Linked DNA regions of Homo sapiens: all the other regions are linked to region 3. A link is a contact called in ENCODE Hi-C or POLR2A ChIA-PET data. All regions are on one chromosome and are shown on one strand. Each heading gives the region's core, a stretch centred on a gene start or an enhancer-like site at or near the end of the contact. The rest is flanking DNA. Distances are from core to core; before and after follow the strand shown.

Region 1 (2,700 bases), core at 94-2,593, 950 kb before region 3:
CTCACCTGCACGTCGGTCCTCCCGGCGGTCTTCCGACAACACGTAGCGCTGAGGGCAGGCGCTTGGGGGCGGCGGCTGTGAAGAGGGGGCCGCAGGGGGCTCCTCCGCCCCAGCACCTGCCCCCGGCGCCGCCACACCTGGCCCCAGGATGGCAAAAATGGTCTCCTCTTCCGCGGAGAAAGCGTCCTCCGCGGCGGGCCCGGCGCCCTGCGTGGAGTGCGGCACGCGAGCGAGCTTCTCCTTGGTGCGGCGCTTGAAGTCGTTCCAGCGCTTCTGCACCTCCTGGCCCGTGCGCTTCCAGCTGGTGATACCGTTGATCTTGGCGGCGATGCCGTCCCACACGCGCCGCCGCTCTGCCACGCTCACCCGACGGCTCTGCGCGCCGTAGAGCTGCGGGTAGTGGGCGCGCACCTCGCGGATCAGGATCTGGTTCTCTTCGAATGAGAAGCGCGGCTTGCGCAACCGGGTGGTTTCCTCCGCTTCGCCCGCCGCCGCCGAGGCCATGGCGCCCCCCGACGCCGCCGTCCTGCCGTCTGGCGCATGGGGGGCGCCGGCGCTGCGGGCAAAGGGCGCACGGGGCTGGCTGGGGTTCGGGGTCCCCCCGCCGCCGCCTCTCCCAGACCGCCGGGCCGAGAGCTCCTTAGTCCCCGGGGGCAGGAGTGGGGGCGGGGGGCGGGCGGGGGCGACGGGCACCCGGGTAAGTCGGAAGCGCCTAAGAGTAGCTGACACCGGCTGAGCGCTTGGCTCGGACTTCGCGCGGCGCGAAGTGCCACGCTGAAGAGTTGATAGAAATTGGGGGAGGGTCTGGAGGGATGGAAGGAAAGGAGGAAAAGTGCGAGGAGAGGAGGTGTCTGCAGGAGTTAGAGAATGGGGGCACGGGAGGATAGGAAATGGAGGGAGGATGGGGGTGCCTCGGGGGGGTCTTAGATGCATGAAGATAAGGAGATGCGGAAGGGGGGATGCAGCAAGAAGGGGGGAATCTGGAGCAGAGGAGGCGCTCTAGGGGCTCTAGGGGGCAACGGGGCGTCTGTAAGACCGATATGAGAAGGGCCCTTAGAGGGATGTCCAGGAATAATGGTGAGGTGGGAGCTCCTGTATCACTGGAAGAGCTGGAACGATCAAATATTAGGGATCAGGGTCTGCGAGGATTGTGGGGGCTCTGGGGATTGCCAGAAATTAAGGGGAGCTCTGGAAATAACGGGGGTCCCGTATCACAAGGAGACAACGGAGGCTACGGGGGACGGCAGGGAGAGCGAAGGTCGCGGAGGGTGGGGACCGAGTCGGGCCACGGGTCACTCACCGGCTCCGCCGCAGCCGCCGGTGGGTCAGGGCTCGGGCTTCTGCGGCCTGTTCCCACCCCCCGCCTCCCTCCCTCCCCTCTTTCGGCCCCGCCTCCGGCCGCCCCGCATGCCAAGGCGCAGGCGCGCCCAGGGCCAGTCGGCCCCAATGCCCTTACCGCCAGGGTTTCATTCCCACCTACCCCAGCACAGCGCAGGCGCAGAACTGCGCTCCGCCGAGCCCCACCAGCAGGCCGCAACTGCGCAGCCGCAACGTTAGCGCCGCGCGGGTACCCCAGCTTCCTGGGGCCACAACGGCGCACGCGCAAAAACTCCATCGCGCGCATGCGCGTGCCTCGGGTTGTACCCGGTACCGGGTCTCGGCGCAGGCGTTGCGAGCTTGGATGGGAGAGATGCTGGGAGCGCGCCAGTACCCAACCTTTCGGACAGTCTTCCAGCCCACCCTGCCCTCTAACCAAAGGGGAGGGAGACAGCGCTGAAGGGAAGCGCTTTGTCTCCTTGACAACTGTGTGGGTGGGGTGGAGGCGTGAGGAAACCGCTTTGCCTCCTGGCTTGCCCGCCCCTGCGCTGGGCCGCTCCAGAGCTTCCCACCTCGCACCCCTAGAGGCTGGGCGTCCTGGGGATGTCCCGCCCCGGGCGGATGCAGTAACCATAGCGACCCACAAGCCTTCCAGTCACGCCTTGGGGGCCCCTCTGTGCGCACCTTTACCTCGAGGAGCGGGGAAAATAAGAGGGAAGAGCTTCCTGGCTGGTAGGAAGGGAGATCCTGACGCCGGCACGACTTTAAGCAAGTGCATGGAGACAGGAATGAAGCCAGAACGCAGGTGGGGTGAGCCGCATGGCAGGATGATGGAGCTCAGTCCGGCTGAGAAGTGTGTTCGTTAGCATCCTGCAGGAGTCCTCAAGGTCATTCGACAATTGGTGCTTCATTCATCGACTCAATAAATATACATGAGCACTTACACAGTTCCTGGTACAATGAACATAAAAGCTAAAATCCGTAGCCTGGGCCGGGCGCGGTGGAGCTCACGCCTGTAATCCCAGCACTTTGGGAAGCCAAGGCGGGCGGATTACCTGAGGTCAGGGGTTCGAGACAAGCCTGGCCAACACAGTGAAACCCCATCTCTACTGAAAATACAAAAACTAGCTGGGCATGGTGGTGCATGCCTGTAATCCCAGCTACTCGGGAGGCTGAGGCACGAGAATCGCTTAACCCCGGGAGGCAGAGGTTGCAGTGAGCTGAGATTGCACCACTGCACTCCACCTGGACGACAGAGTGAGACTCCGTCTCAAAAAAAAAAAAAAAAAAAATACATGCCTGTAGTCCCAGCTACTTGGGAGGCTGAGGCGGGAGGATCGCTTGAGCCCAGGAGTTGCAGGCTGCAGTGAGCTATGATCAGGC
Region 2 (2,700 bases), core at 149-2,648, 890 kb after region 3:
CCTGGGACTACAGGCGCACACCATCACGCCTGGCTAATTTTTAAATTTTTGGCAGACACAGGATCTCACTATGTTGCCCAGGCTGGTCTTGAATTCCTGGGCTCAAGCGATCCTCCTGCATCGGCCTCCCAAAGTGCTGGGATTAGAGGCGTGAATCACCACGCCCTGCCATGGATCCCTTTGAATGGCTGCCAGGGCCCAAGAGCCTCTGAGCTTCCTTCCTTATTTGTAAATGACAAAGATGAGTTGATTCTAAGATGAAGCCTCAGAGGGCAAGGCAGTAACAATAGCTAACACTCAGATGCCAGACGCAGCCTTAAGCGCTTTACATATGTTTAATCTTCTGCATGACTTATGACGCAGATGTACTGTTATCATCTTTATTTTACAGATGAGGAAACTGAGGCACAGTGAAGTAGCCCGCTCAAGATGAATGATTCTGAGTCTGCACTTCTAGGGTCCTAAAAGTGTATGTTTCTAACATTCCTCTAATGTTCTGTGCTTCCAACTTTGATATTCCGAAAGTTACTTGATTTCTAAGATCCTAGGATTGGAACATTTGAGAGGACAAAACTTCTGAGATTGGAATGTGTGTTGTGCGGAATCTGCCACTGACGGTTCTGACTTTCTAAGAAAACGAGATTAAAAAATAATCAGGCCGAGCATGGTGGCTCACATCTGTAATCCTAGCATTTTCGGAGGCTGAGGAGGGAGAATCACTTGAGCCCAGGGGTTCAAGACCAGCCTGGACAACATAGTGAGACCTTTGTCTCTTAAAAAAAAACACACACACATCAGTTTGGACCGGGAGTGGTGGTGTGAGCCTGTAATCCCAGCGCTTTGGGAGGCCTAGGAAGGAGGATCACTTGAAACCAGATGTTTGAGACCAGCCTGGGCAACATGGGGAGGCTCCATTTCTACAAAAAATAAAAATAAAAAATTAGCCAGGTGCGGATGCACCCTTCTGTGGTCGCAGCTACTCGGGAGGCTGAGGTAGGAGAATCCCTGAGCTTAGGAGTTGGAGGCTGCAGTGAGCCATTACCCTTCCACTGCACTCCAGCCTGGGGGCAACAAAGTGAGACCTTATCTATTAAAGAAAAAAATCAGTTTGAGCAAAGACCCCAGGCGGCCGGGAAAGGTGTTCGCTTAAGGGCGAAAGCTAAGAACCTGCAACCTTCCCGTCTCTTTCCTACCACCCGCCGCCGTTAGGAATCTTCAGATCCCGCTGTAAAGAATGGAGGAAGGAGGAGCCATTTATCCTTTACCAAGATGGCAGCCTCCTGGCAACTCCAGTCACTTTATAAATATGGCTGCCACAGGAAGTACGTCACGGAAGAGGGTGGGAAATCTGCGCGCGCACGCTGCAAAGGGGCTTTTTGGGACGCCAGTGGCTGAGTTCTTCCTTTGACAAGATGGCGGCAGGAGGCAGTGGCGTTGGTGGGAAGCGCAGCTCGAAAAGCGATGCCGATTCTGGTTTCCTGGGGCTGCGGCCCACTTCGGTGGACCCAGCGCTGAGGCGGCGGCGGCGAGGCCCAAGAAATAAGAAGCGGGGCTGGCGGCGGCTTGCTCAGGAGCCGCTGGGGCTGGAGGTTGACCAGTTCCTGGAAGACGTGCGGCTACAGGAGCGCACGAGCGGGTACGTTGGGCGGGACTTCCGGGAGGTGGGACGGTTCCTGCGCCCAGGTGCAAGGCCAGGCGTGCTTGCGTGGACTCGTCGGGGGTCGGGGGTCGGGGGTCGGGGGTTGGGGGCTCCTGTCCCGGGGACCGCCGAGGAAATGGAGAGCATGGGCAGGGGACTCAGCATGGGAAGCTGGAGAGCTTGATAGAGTTACCAGATTTAGCAGATAAATATACAGGACGCTCAATTAAATTTGGATTTTAGGTAAACAATGAATAATTTTTAGCATAAATACGTTCCATGCATCCACCTTAGCTTGCTGTTTTCTAAATATGTGTGTGTGTGTATGTATATATGTGTGTGTATATATATGTGTATATGTGTGTATATATATATGTGTATATGTGTGTGTGTATATATATGTATATATATATGTTTTTCAGACGGAGTCTCGCTCTATCGCCCAGGCTGGAGTAGGCGCGATCTCAGCTCACCGCAACCTCCGCCTCCCAGGCTCAAGCGATTCTCCTGCCTCAGCTCCTTAGTAGCTGGGATTACAGGCGGGCGCCACCACGCTCGGCTATTTTTCTTTTCTTTTCTTTTTTCTTTTTTTTTTGAGACGGAGTCTTTCTCTGTAGTCCAGGCTGGAGTGCAATGGCACGATCTCGGCTCACTGCAACCTCTGCCTCCTGGGTTCAAGTGATTCTCCTGCTTCAGCCTCCCAAGTAGCTGGGATTACAGGCATGCACCACCACGTCCGGCTAATTTTTGTATTTTTAGTAGAGACAGGGTTTTGCCATGTTACAGGCCAGGCTGGTCTTGAACTCCTGACCTTAGGTGATCCACCCGCCCCGGCCCCCTAAGGTGCTAAGATTACAGGTGTGAGCCACCACACCCAGCCTAATTTTTGTATTTTTAGTAAAGGCAGGGTTTCACCATGTTGGCCAGGCTGCTCTTGAACTCCTGACCTCAGGTGAGCCACCCGCCTGGGCCTCCCAAAGTGCTGGGATTACAGGCGTGAGCCACTGCGCCTGGCAGTCCTTCCTAAATACTAAGTTCTGTAAACTGCTGGGCGAAGCCTT
Region 3 (2,700 bases), core at 24-2,523:
CCTCTTACTCCCAAATTCCCTTGTATACCTCTCCCTGTTTTCTTCCCATTTGGAATCTCAAGTCCCCTCCGTCCTGAATCTCTGCATCCTCACGCCTCTGCTGTCCCCTCTAGATGCCCCCCAACCTTCCCTGTCTCCAATCCCCCTCCTCTGGAGTTGTTCCCTTTTGACCTCCACTTTCTCAGTCTCAGTTCCCCTCCTTGGGGCCTCAATGGGCTTTTTACTGGTGACATCCCTTGTCCCACTCCCAAGCTTCCTCCCTTCTTCAAAAGGTCACATTTTGCCTCCAAGGACCCTGTTCCTGGAGGAGACTCCGCCCCCGCTCTGACACTCTTTCTCATTCGTTTTCTTTCCCAACTTCCAGCCCAAAGAACCCTTTCCTAGATCCAAAGCCCCAACCTGGGGGATAGGGGCACTCCTAAATCCAATGTTGAGTCTTTGCCCCAACAAAGATTCCTCCCCAGGTCTCACACTTTCAAGCCTACTCCCCACCCCACAAGATCTCTCCTCTTGGAAAGACCTATTCAGTTGCTCCCCATTCTTTCCGAGTGTCCATCTTACCTCCAGGTCCTCTCTCCTTTTACAGCGCTTTCCCAGACCCTTAAGTTTCATTCCCTACAGTTGCCTCCTTTTGGTTTCCTGTGCCAGGTCTCTTCTTGAGATCATCCCTCTCTCACAGGCAGTCTCCTGCCCCTGTCTCAACATCCCCTCTCCACCTGCAATCAGATCCTTGTCTCTAGAGACTCCTCCCATCAAGAAAACCTCCCTCCCCTTTTCCAAGGTCTCGCGTTCTCGTCCCAGCGCTCCCGCCACACTTCCAGAGCGCCTTCCTCTTTCGGACGCCCTCTCCCCACCTCCAATGCCTTCTCGCTACCCACAAGACTGTGTCTCACGAGTTTCCTCTCGTTTCAAAGCTTCCAACCATCTACAACGTTTCCCACCTGCACAGCCCTTTCCCCTTGGAACACCACCCCCAATGCCCGTCGCCGCGAGACCCCTGGTAACCCCCGCGCGCAGAATCACCGCCCTGTGCCCTCCTTCCCGGCCCTGGATCGGTCCCAATCCCCAGAGCCCGCGCCTGACCCAGACCATCCGCGGCAGAGAAGGGACTTGTCAGCGCCCGATCCAGCCTCGGCTATTTACGCGTGGGCCCCCCCTCCGCCAGTCCCCGGCGTAGCGCTCCCCCGTTACCATGGCGACCCCCGTCCAGACCCCAGCGGCCCCGGTCCCGCGGCGACTGGGCAGCTCCGGCTCAGGGTGCAGTTGTAGGGCCCAGAGCTAGAGCGGACTTCCGGTAGAAAAACCCGCCTGCCTTCTCGCGCACAGACCCCTGGGAGTTGTAGTTTCACCAAAGGGGCCAGCCTGGGTGAAGATGGGTGAAGAGTCAGAGCCAGTCCTTTTCCTACCAAACGAGTCAGATCCCAAGTGCATGCTGGGATTTGTGGACAAACATCTTTACAGAGGACTACAATTCCCGAGATGCTGAAGAACCAGCGGTGAAGGCGTTGCATTCAGGGAAATGTAGTTCTCTTAGGTCCCCTCCCCCCACCCAGGGGAGAAGGGCATGCTGGGAATAGTAGTTTTAAATTTTAAAAAACTGTCCTGGGGAGATAGAAAATGTCTTTCCATTCCTCATCCAGTGATTTCTTTAATTTTTTTAAAAATAGAGACAGGGGTCTAGATATATTGCCTAGGTTGATCTCGAACTCAGCTTCAAGCGACCCTCAGCCTTCCAAATCACCAGGATTACAGGCATGAGCCACCACAACACCAAGCCAGTGTTTTGCTTAAAATACGTTGCGTGTGTCTCTCGGGAGACAACAGTTTAAAAGCATAAATTTGAACCGGCCCGGCGCGGTGGCTTACTCCTGTAATCCCAGCACTTTGGGAGTCCGAGGCAGGCAGATCACTTGGTTAGGAGTTCGAGACCAGCCTAGCCAGCATGGCGAAACCCCATCTCTACTAAAAATACAAAAAATTAGCCAGGCATGGTGGTGCGCACCTGTAGTCCCAGCTACTCGGGAGGCTGAGGCAGGAGAATCACTTGAAGCCCGGAGGCAGAGGTTGCAGTGAGCCCAGATCTCGCCACTGCACTCCAGCCTGGGCAATAGAGAGAGACTCCAAAAAAAAAAAAAAATCTCTAGTTTGGCGGGGGCATGATGGCCCATGCTTGTAATCCCAGCACTTTGAGAAGCTGAGGTGGGTGGATCACCTAAGGTCAGGACTTCGAGACCAGCATGGCCAACACGGTGAAACCATTTCTACTAAAAATATAAAAATTAGCTGGGTGTGATGGCAGGTGCCTGTAATCCCAGCAACTCGGGAAGCTGAGGCAGGAGAATTGCTTGAACCTGGGAGGCAGAGGTTGCAGTGAGCCGAGATCACACCATTGCACCCTAGCTGGAATGACAAGAGCGAAACTCTGTCAAAAAAAAAAAAAACCCTCCAGGTCAGCAGTTAGTTTAGTGTTTTTTTGGTGTGTCTTTGTTTTTGCTTTTTTCTGAAAGAGGGTCTCCCTTGGTCACCCAGGCTGTAGCGCAGTGGCATGATCTCAGCTCACTGAAGCCTCAACCTGCTGGGCTCAAGTGATCCTCCCACTTCAGCCTCCCGAGTAGCTGAGACTACATACACATGCCGTCACACCTGGCTAATTTTTTGTACTTTTTGTAGAGACAGGGTCTTGCTATGTTGCCTAGGCTG

Evidence for each region. A loop is a pair of places that touch in the nucleus more often than their neighbours do. ChIA-PET counts read pairs that join two places held with the same protein, here RNA polymerase II (POLR2A). Pooled maps may share reads with other maps.
Region 1: a loop to region 3 is called in a pooled map, with 7 times the contacts of the local background. The contact joins the promoter of MYPOP here to the promoter of AP2S1 in region 3. A Hi-C loop is called at or near these places in 7 of 50 pooled maps. POLR2A ChIA-PET finds 5 or more read pairs at or near these places in 2 of 52 experiments (GM12878 and OCI-LY7).
Region 2: a loop to region 3 is called in a map of naive thymus-derived CD4-positive, alpha-beta T cell, with 22 times the contacts of the local background. The contact joins the promoter of NOP53 here to the promoter of AP2S1 in region 3. A Hi-C loop is called at or near these places in 1 of 168 maps with a recorded cell type or tissue (naive thymus-derived CD4-positive, alpha-beta T cell) and 7 of 50 pooled maps. POLR2A ChIA-PET finds 5 or more read pairs at or near these places in 1 of 52 experiments (Caco-2).

The regions. Positions count from the first base shown.
Region 1 is chr19:45,901,270-45,903,969 of GRCh38, forward strand. It overlaps MYPOP (Myb related transcription factor, partner of profilin), which reads right to left and starts at 1,344. Exons shown (of 3, transcript NM_001012643.4): 1 at 1,301-1,344; 2 at 6-556. The coding sequence starts at 504. RefSeq lists enhancers at 1,107-1,156, 1,587-1,696 and silencers at 1,347-1,396, 1,957-2,036.
Region 2 is chr19:47,744,148-47,746,847 of GRCh38, forward strand. NOP53 (NOP53 ribosome biogenesis factor) reads left to right here and starts at 1,399. Exons shown (of 13, transcript NM_015710.5): 1 at 1,399-1,636. The coding sequence starts at 1,413. RefSeq lists enhancers at 1,282-1,671, 2,092-2,592.
Region 3 is chr19:46,849,573-46,852,272 of GRCh38, forward strand. AP2S1 (adaptor related protein complex 2 subunit sigma 1) reads right to left here and starts at 1,274. Exons shown (of 5, transcript NM_004069.6): 1 at 1,192-1,274. The coding sequence starts at 1,194. RefSeq lists an enhancer at 1,289-1,598.